Regions from separate parts of the Mus musculus genome. Here region 2 is linked to region 1. Evidence: chromatin contacts called from ENCODE POLR2A ChIA-PET data. All regions are on one chromosome and are shown on one strand. Each heading gives the region's core, a stretch centred on a gene start or an enhancer-like site at or near the end of the contact. The rest is flanking DNA. Distances are from core to core; before and after follow the strand shown. Region 1 holds the start of Mrps28 (mitochondrial ribosomal protein S28). Region 2 has its middle 11 kb from the start of Gm46832.

The links. ChIA-PET counts read pairs that join two places held with the same protein, here RNA polymerase II (POLR2A).
Region 2: POLR2A ChIA-PET joins it to region 1 with 10 read pairs in embryonic stem cell. The contact joins the enhancer-like site here to the promoter of Mrps28 in region 1. POLR2A ChIA-PET finds 5 or more read pairs at or near these places in 3 of 5 experiments (Patski and embryonic stem cell).

The regions. Positions count from the first base shown.
Region 1 is chr3:8,922,186-8,926,062 of GRCm38, forward strand. Mrps28 (mitochondrial ribosomal protein S28) reads right to left here and starts at 1,672. Exons shown (of 3, transcript NM_025434.3): 1 at 1,402-1,672. The coding sequence starts at 1,611. It overlaps Gm52601 (a long non-coding RNA gene), which reads right to left and starts at 1,387. Exons shown (of 2, transcript XR_003954436.1): 1 at 1,289-1,387; 2 at 1-198.
Region 2 is chr3:9,036,367-9,040,243 of GRCm38, forward strand. No RefSeq gene overlaps it. Among named protein-coding and RNA genes, the nearest start is that of Gm46832, 11 kb to the left of the region's middle. Within about 2 kb of position 2,110, at least 1 of the 3 ENCODE cell types and tissues checked has a DNase peak (open chromatin) inside an H3K27ac peak, as active enhancers do.

The sequences.
Region 1 (3,877 bases), core at 422-2,921:
ACAATGTACCAATAAAATTATTCTTAATACGATTCTGTATGCTCATAGATCAGTGTCTTGCTCAGTCATCATCAGAGAAGCTTCCTCCTGCAGCAGTTGGGAACTCATACAGACGCCCTCAGCCAGACAGTATTCAGAGGTGGAACATCCTGTCCTAACAGGGATGTCTCCATCATATCCCTCCACTCAGTGTGAGCCCTAAAGAAGAGGAGATGGGAATGGTATAAGAGCCAAAAGGTTGTGGAAGACACCAAGAGAACAAGGCTCTCTAAATCAACATGAACAAAGCTGGCAGAGACTGGAAAGCACTCACAGGGCTTGCACCAGGCCTACCCCAGGTCCTCTAAAGTGTGTCGCGGCTTCCAGCTTCTATGGGACTCCTGAGTGTGTGCACAAGTGCCTGTATTTCCTCCACCTCTCTTGAGCTCTTTAAATTCTATTTGTTTTGTCCAATTCTAATATGTTAAGTTTTTGTTATCTTTTTATATTTTCATTTTCTTATTTTAAAAGAACTCCTAGTGCCCTATAAGTAAAAATTTGTGTTTTAAGCCACTACATGTGGCAAAAATCTCAAAACTATGTCCTGGGGTCCTTCCCATCACTAGATCAAAGAAAAGTTTTGGCACTCAAAACTAAGATGACCCTACAATCCTGAGAAATAGCTACATGTGTACTGTTCAGCAATACCCACTAGAGAACAAAAACTGGAAATTCAGATTTTTCTTATATAACCCAACCTCATGTATACCCGAGTCTCAGAATTTTTAAAAATCCCAGCCTTTTGTATTTGCACTACTTCATGTATCTAAATTATTTTACAATGTTTTACACAAAGGGGGAAAAAACTATATTTTTAAAATAAAAGGTCACTTGCAATAAAGGAAAGTGAAACACTGACAGTTTAAATCATACGCCCAGTTCACAATAGCTTTAAGTGTCAATTCAATTAAGATGCTTGTGACAGGCCTCGAGCCGCCTTGTGGCAAGGCTAAGACCTGGAGTCGTTTTCCTCCAAGTCTGACGGGTCGCCCCACAAACCCGATGGATACCTGGCCCAGAATGTGTCACAAAGGTATGCAGAGAGAACCCACAGGAGCGTAAAAGCCATGGAAAAGGAAGAAAATATTAATCACACGCTCTGCTGCAGGTCAAGGGTAGAAAGCTACCCCCGCCGCTCCAGTCGCTCCTCTCCTCATCCCTAAGTCACCGGCATAGCCCATGACAAGAAGGACAGAATTCACCCCCAACCCACGCTGGCCCCTCCCTGGAGTCGCCGCCTGAGCCCCACCCCAACACCGACGGGCTCCCGCCCCACCACGCCGGCTCCTCCCAGCGTCCCGGGCTTAGCCCCTCCCCACGCTCGGCCCGGCGTGCGGACGTGGCGCCGCGAGGCCTGCTTACCAGTCGGAGCTCCGCCTTCCGCTGCAAGTCCGAGTGTCGCTCCAGAGCGCTCGCGAAGCCGCCTGAACGCGCCCGAGGAGCGGAGGAGTCGTGGGTTGCGCTCTCGGAACCACTCTCCGTGCTTGCATTTCGCAAAGGCTTGGAGAAGACAAGCGCTCTCAAGAAACGGCTCCCAGCAGTCCCGGCGTGGGACCTACACAGCGCCGCCATGACGCCTGCGCGACCTCTGACCTCTTCTGCACGCTTGCAGGTCAGGGGGCGGGCCGAGGAGAGCCCCGCCTACCGCCTTAATCCCAGGCGAGCCTACTAGTCCGGTAGTTTAAAGCTTGCCTCCCGCGGACGCCAGAGAGCGCATGCCTCCTGAGGGACGGGGTGACGCTACAGCTGCTGTACTACACGGTCTTCAGAGGTCTCCTTCGTTATCCTGTTAGAGTTGGAAGCCCTATGCTCACCAGCACCTCCTGTGCCTTCGTTACTCAGCACTTTCGAATGCGTCATGCTTTAGATTTGAAATAATTCTTAGTGTTCACCCTCCAGTTTTGTAAACTCCAGGAAGGAAGGAGAGATTGCCTTTGCAAATGGGCACAAAGTTGTTCCTAAAACTGATGGTAGGTCTGTCCTTGGCCACTTCTGTTGCCAGTCACATGCATTACAAAACCCAACAGAAGTTTTATCCTAGCTAGCTACCATCATTTCCTGTGAATTAAGCTTCAGAAATATGCTCAGGCGTAGCACTTCCACGCTCCCATACCCAAACACTTGATATTGTTTGTTTCTCCCCAGTGTAAATCCCCAGAATTTGTCCATCCACTTAAGAATCGAACCTAGTTGCAAAAGTGTTTGCCTTTTAAGTGGACCACTAGTCTAATCAATGTAATGTTAACCTACAGATTACTAAATCCAAGGGCGGGTGTCAGTTTTCTATGTCATTTGTACATAAATATCTTTTTTCCCCTTATCGAGGTCTCATGTAACCCATACTGGCCTTGAGCTCACTGCGTAGTTGAGGGTGACCCTCATCATCTGACCCTCCTGCTTCTCCCTGAATGATGGGACTTTACAAGTACTGTCACTACCAGGGCCAGGACAGAACCTCTTTTATGTCTTTGACTCTTAGTGTAAGTCTTCCTCAATGCTGCAGGTCTATTTTGACCTTAGAATGATGCATAGTTTTGTGGATAACTTACCACTCCGCATTACTAGTCACTGTAGGGAGTATCTCACAAATTCAGTAGGAGCCTGAAAAGTAGATTCCGCTTCAAGTGAGATCTCATTCTGCATACGCTCATTTCTGCTGACACTTAAGTGGATTCTTGTCGAAAATGTCAATCTCTATGGCTACTACCACTTTCAGTTCCTTTCGGAAACAGTGTAGCAAATTGTAGAGCTCCCTTTAAGAGCCCTCAGCAGTCTCAAGTAAGGAACTTTCATCCTGGGCAATCCAGTATCCCCGTGCAGATTTGGTTTTTCTGCTTGGGAAAGCAAGCTGCTCAGCAGTGCCAAGTTTAAAGAACTGCTTTGCAAACTTAAACTGTATCACTTCCAGTGCTTGTCTGGCATGGCAAGGCCCTAGGTTCAATCTTCAGGATAAACCCTCCATCTGGATGAACAGAACAAATGAAGTCCCATCTTTAAATCCAACAGACATGTTATATTCGTGTTGCCTAAGCTAGTGAATAACCCTGAAAGCCAGGCAGCGCCATGGGGAGGGGCTCTTAGTCTTCCTAGTGATATATGTACGCTCAGTGGACTCGTCTTGAAGCTCCCAACTTAAGAAGTATCAAATGAAATTAGAAAAGTGAGGATTCACAGGGCAGTGGTGATATACAACTTGAATTCTATCCCTCAAGAGGAAGAGGCAGAGGAATGTCTCGGAGTTTGAAGCCAGCCTGGTCTACAGAGCATCTTCAAGGCCAGCCAGGGCTATACAGCAAAATCCTGTCTCAAAATTACTTAAGAGAAGAAGAGGAGAGAGGAAGGAGGAGGGAGGAAGGAGAGAGTGGAGATTCATAGCAAACCATTTTAATTGGAATTTCTTTATACAGTGGATTGTGCTCATCTGAGAAGCCATAGGTTGTCAATAAAAAGCCTAACACCAGGTTTGGGACACCTCCCCTCAAGCTGATGGTCAGGGTTTTCCTGGAGACACCTGGCACAATACAGACAACTGTCCCTGCACTTGTTTGCATATCAGGACAGGGCAGTAAAACTCTGCTGAAGACACTATACATTCTGGTCACAGACTATGAAGAAACCAAGTTGGCCCACAAAACTTGGTTGGTACTCTCAGTGTACTAGGACATGCTGTGTGGGCTGAAATCATCAGCTGTGAACCCTGTGAACTCGAATAACAACCAGCATGGCAGAAGATGACCAGGGGTACAGTGTTGGCATGAATGCTATGAGAGTAAGCAAACACTTCTTGGACTTTTAAGGCCTACTCCACAGGAGATGGAACCAATCCAGTTACTGCAGA
Region 2 (3,877 bases), core at 860-3,359, 110 kb after region 1:
GTGTTCGTCATGAAAACTCTCCCAGGGATAATGGATTGGATCTGTGTTTACTTTTCTGTAGACTGGCATGATGCTAACTAACAAGGTACTAAATTTTTCTTGAATATGCTTAGCTACACATTAGATGGTAAATGTGACTCCCGGGGCTTGAAACAGTGTAGGACTAAATCCATAGCTAAGCTTATTTATCAAATGTTGTCAGCATAATCGATGCACTAACCATATTCCAGAGAAACACACCTGCTCGTGCAAACGGTGCTGTCTGCTTCTGCAGAGAGAGTGCATTGAGTGTGTCTCAGCAAAGCATAGAGGCTTCTGCCTGAGTCAAGCTCGAACTGAGTTCCAATTTGCAACACTCACAGCCTTTGTGTTAGCGGCATTTTTTTCTGTTTTTGCTTGTTTGTTTGTTTTCTAAAGACAGGGTTTCTCTGTTTAGTCCTGACTGGCCTGGAACTCGATCTGTACACAAGGCTGGCCTTGAGCTCAAGAGCTCCACCTGCCTCTGCCTCCCAGTGCTGGGATTAAAGGCGTGGGCCACCAACAGGCAGCTGCAAATTATGGCTCTGTGCTTTTGTTTTCGTTTTGTGAGAGCATTTTCTCAATTGAAGTTCCCACCTTTCCGATAACCCTAGTTTGTGTCAAGATAGTCACTGTTTTATTCCTGTGAAGAGACATCATGACCAAGGCAACTCTTATTTTAAAAAGCATTTAATTGGAGGTTTGCTTACAGTTTTAGAGGGTTAGGTTAGTCAATGGTCATCATGGTGGTAAGCAGCTAAGCAGAGTAATGGAGGGGTAGCTAAGAGCTTTACGTCCTCCACAGGCAGCAAGCAGAGAGAGAGCGCGCGTGCGTGCGTGCGTGCGTGCGTGCGTGCGTGTGTGTGTGTGTGTGTGTGTGTGTGTGTGAGAGAGGCGTGTGTGTGTGTGTGTGTGTGTGTGAGAGAGAGAGAGAGAGAGAGAGGCGTGTGTGTGTGTGTGTGAGAGAGAGAGAGAGAAAGAGAGAGAGAGAGAGAGAGAGAGAGGCGGATGCAGGCACACTAGGCCTTGCCTGCACTTTTGACTTCTCAACACCTACCTATAGTGACACATGTACTCTAACTAGGCCACACCTGATTGCATTCCTGAAGCTAGTCCCCAAGGCCATCAATTTAGCCACTCCTTCATCCCGAAGCTGACTACCAAGGTCCAGCTATCAAAGTATTGAAGTCCAGCAATCAAAAGCCTCCTTTGACCACCTAATTAACATGGCCCATTAAAAGTAAACATCTCATCCTCATATGGGGTTCCCCCTTCCCTTTATAAACTGTCTATCCTGAGGCTATCCCCCCCCCCAATATCCTGCCCTTTCTTCCTTGTTCCCTCCCCTTCTCCCATGTCTTCTGTCTCTTATTCCCTTTCTCTGTCCCTCTGGGGCAAATAAATCTCCTCTATGCTGAGAAGTTGGTCCTGAGCAGATAGCAATCACTTCACATCGAGTCATCACTCAGATATCGGCCTATAGGATACCCTCCCTTAGTCCGGGTCTCGCCCTTTCCGACCTTCCGGCGCCAGCCTTCTTCATCCAACAGTGACTAACTGAACTCCTTAGATTTCTACACCTGATACACACAGTCCGTTCAGTTCGGTGCGGTTGGCAAGCTTTCCTTTCGCGTCTTGTGGCTGTACTGCTAGAATTCAGCATTTGCTCTTAGCTGTCTGAAAACCCTGTTGACAGGTTTCAGATTCCTTCATGGATCCCCATGGAGTCTCTCTGGGTGAGGGAGTCTAGGTGATGATACCCTCTGTCCCAGAGGTCGCTCTTTTGGGACTCTTCAGAAACATGGAAAAGCCCTTTCTCTCGACTTCTGCTCACCAGCCTCTGCTAGTGATAGAGACGCTCTCCTCCATCTGAAAACTGTTCATTAATGGTGCACTTTAGCACCGAACAAAAACACCGGAATGCGTCCCTGCTTTCTCTTCTGCCTTCTACGAACACTCAGTGTGACTCCTCCACTCTCTGAACTTTTCCAAACCTCATTTTAAACCTTTGTGCCTGTCCTATTTAACCTTCTGCGAGCTGCATGCATACTGCCAGCCACAGAGTCACCAGCTGAAGTGACGCCGGCCCAGGCAGCCCTGCCCCCTGCTGTGCAGCCAGTGCCTCTGCAAGAGCTCGCCCTACTTTCAGCCTCAGCACTGTCCCCACAGGACACGCCCCTTAGGTCCGTGCTGCTACCGCAGGCTCCAGCCTCCACTGCCTGCAGCTGCTTCACTCCCGCAGTCCTGTCCCCCAGTCCTGTCCCCCAGTCCTGTCCCCCCCTAGGAATTAGAGCTTCCTTAGCATGTCTGGGCCACAGGTAGTGTTTTCTCTTAGGTCCTTCTAGGCCTCTGGACGTCGCTCCAGCCCCGAGCTTCCTCCTGGAAGTCCTACAGTTTCTTTAGGTCCATGTCTGGTCTCCTGAGACCCCACCACCACCCCCCACGTCCTCTGCCACTTGTCCCATGGGTATTTATGCCTATTTTTCCTGACCAAATTATTAATAATATCCCCTTTTACGTTCCATGTTTATTTGATAAACCATACAGATAACCTTCATATATCACAAGTTCAAAGTCATCTCTGAACTTTTGAGACCCTGTTTCAAAAACAAAACCAGGGCATTTGGGAGGCTGAAATGCCTGGAGTTCAAGGCCAATTGGGATAACATGGAAAGATGCTGCCTGAAAGAAAGGAAGTGGGGTGGGGAGGGGAGGGGAGGGAAGAGACAGACAGAGAGTAAGCAAACAAGCATGAAAGAGACCCATATAAATCTCATTCATTCTGGGCAAAGTTTTACACAGGAAAACACACTTAAAATAAAAGATTTATTTATTTATTTTATGTCTATGAGTACACTGTAGCTGTACAGATGGTTGTGAGCCTTCATGTGGTTGTTAGGAATTGAATTTTAGGACCTCTGCTCGCTCTGGCTGGACCCACTTGCTCCAGCCCAAAGATTTATTTATTATTATACATAAGTACTCTGCAGCTGTCTTCAGACACACCAGAAAGGGCGTCAGATCTCATTACAGGTGGTTGTGAACCACCATGTGGTTGCTGGGATTTGAACTCAGGATCTTCAGAAGAGCAGTCAGTGCTCTTACCCGCTGAGCCATCTCACCAGCCCCCACTTTTTTTTTCAGCTTAAAAATACTGTCTTTATTCAGAACCAGAAAGAATTTAAAAATTACACCATTATGAAAGTTTAATATAGGTAGACCAGTCTGCACAGGTCAGCTCACAGACTGCGGAGGGCAAACAAGCAGACTGCAGAAGCAACACAGTTTCTGGGACAGACCCCCATTTCGGGCTCCAGACATCGGGGCACCTTCCCCACCAGAGGAGAGGTGGCCTCCTGGGAGGGCTCTGACTCCCAGAGCAGGTGAGAGAGCCATCTTGTGTCTGGTCCCTCGGAGACCAGTCTGTGCAGGTGAGCATGCAGACTGCAGAGGCAACAAATCTTCTGGGACAGGCCCTGTTTCAGGCCTTCATCTTCAGCCAGGAGGCAGGTCTGAACACCAGACCTCTGTGCACCTTCCCTGCAAGAGGAGAGCTTGCCTGCAGAGAGTACTCTAACCACTGAGACTCAGGAGAGAGCTGGACCCCTAGGACTGCTGACAGAGGCTAACAGAATCACAGGAGGAACAGGCTCCATCCAGCCAGAGACAACTATAACAACTAACACCAGAGATTACCAGATGGTGAAAGGTAAACGTAAGAATCTTACCAACAGAAACTAAGATCGCTCACCATCATCAGAACCCAGCACTCCCACCTCAGCCAGTCCTGGATACCCCAACATACCCGAAAAGCAAGATTTGGATTCAAAATCATATCTCATGATGCTGGTAGAGGACT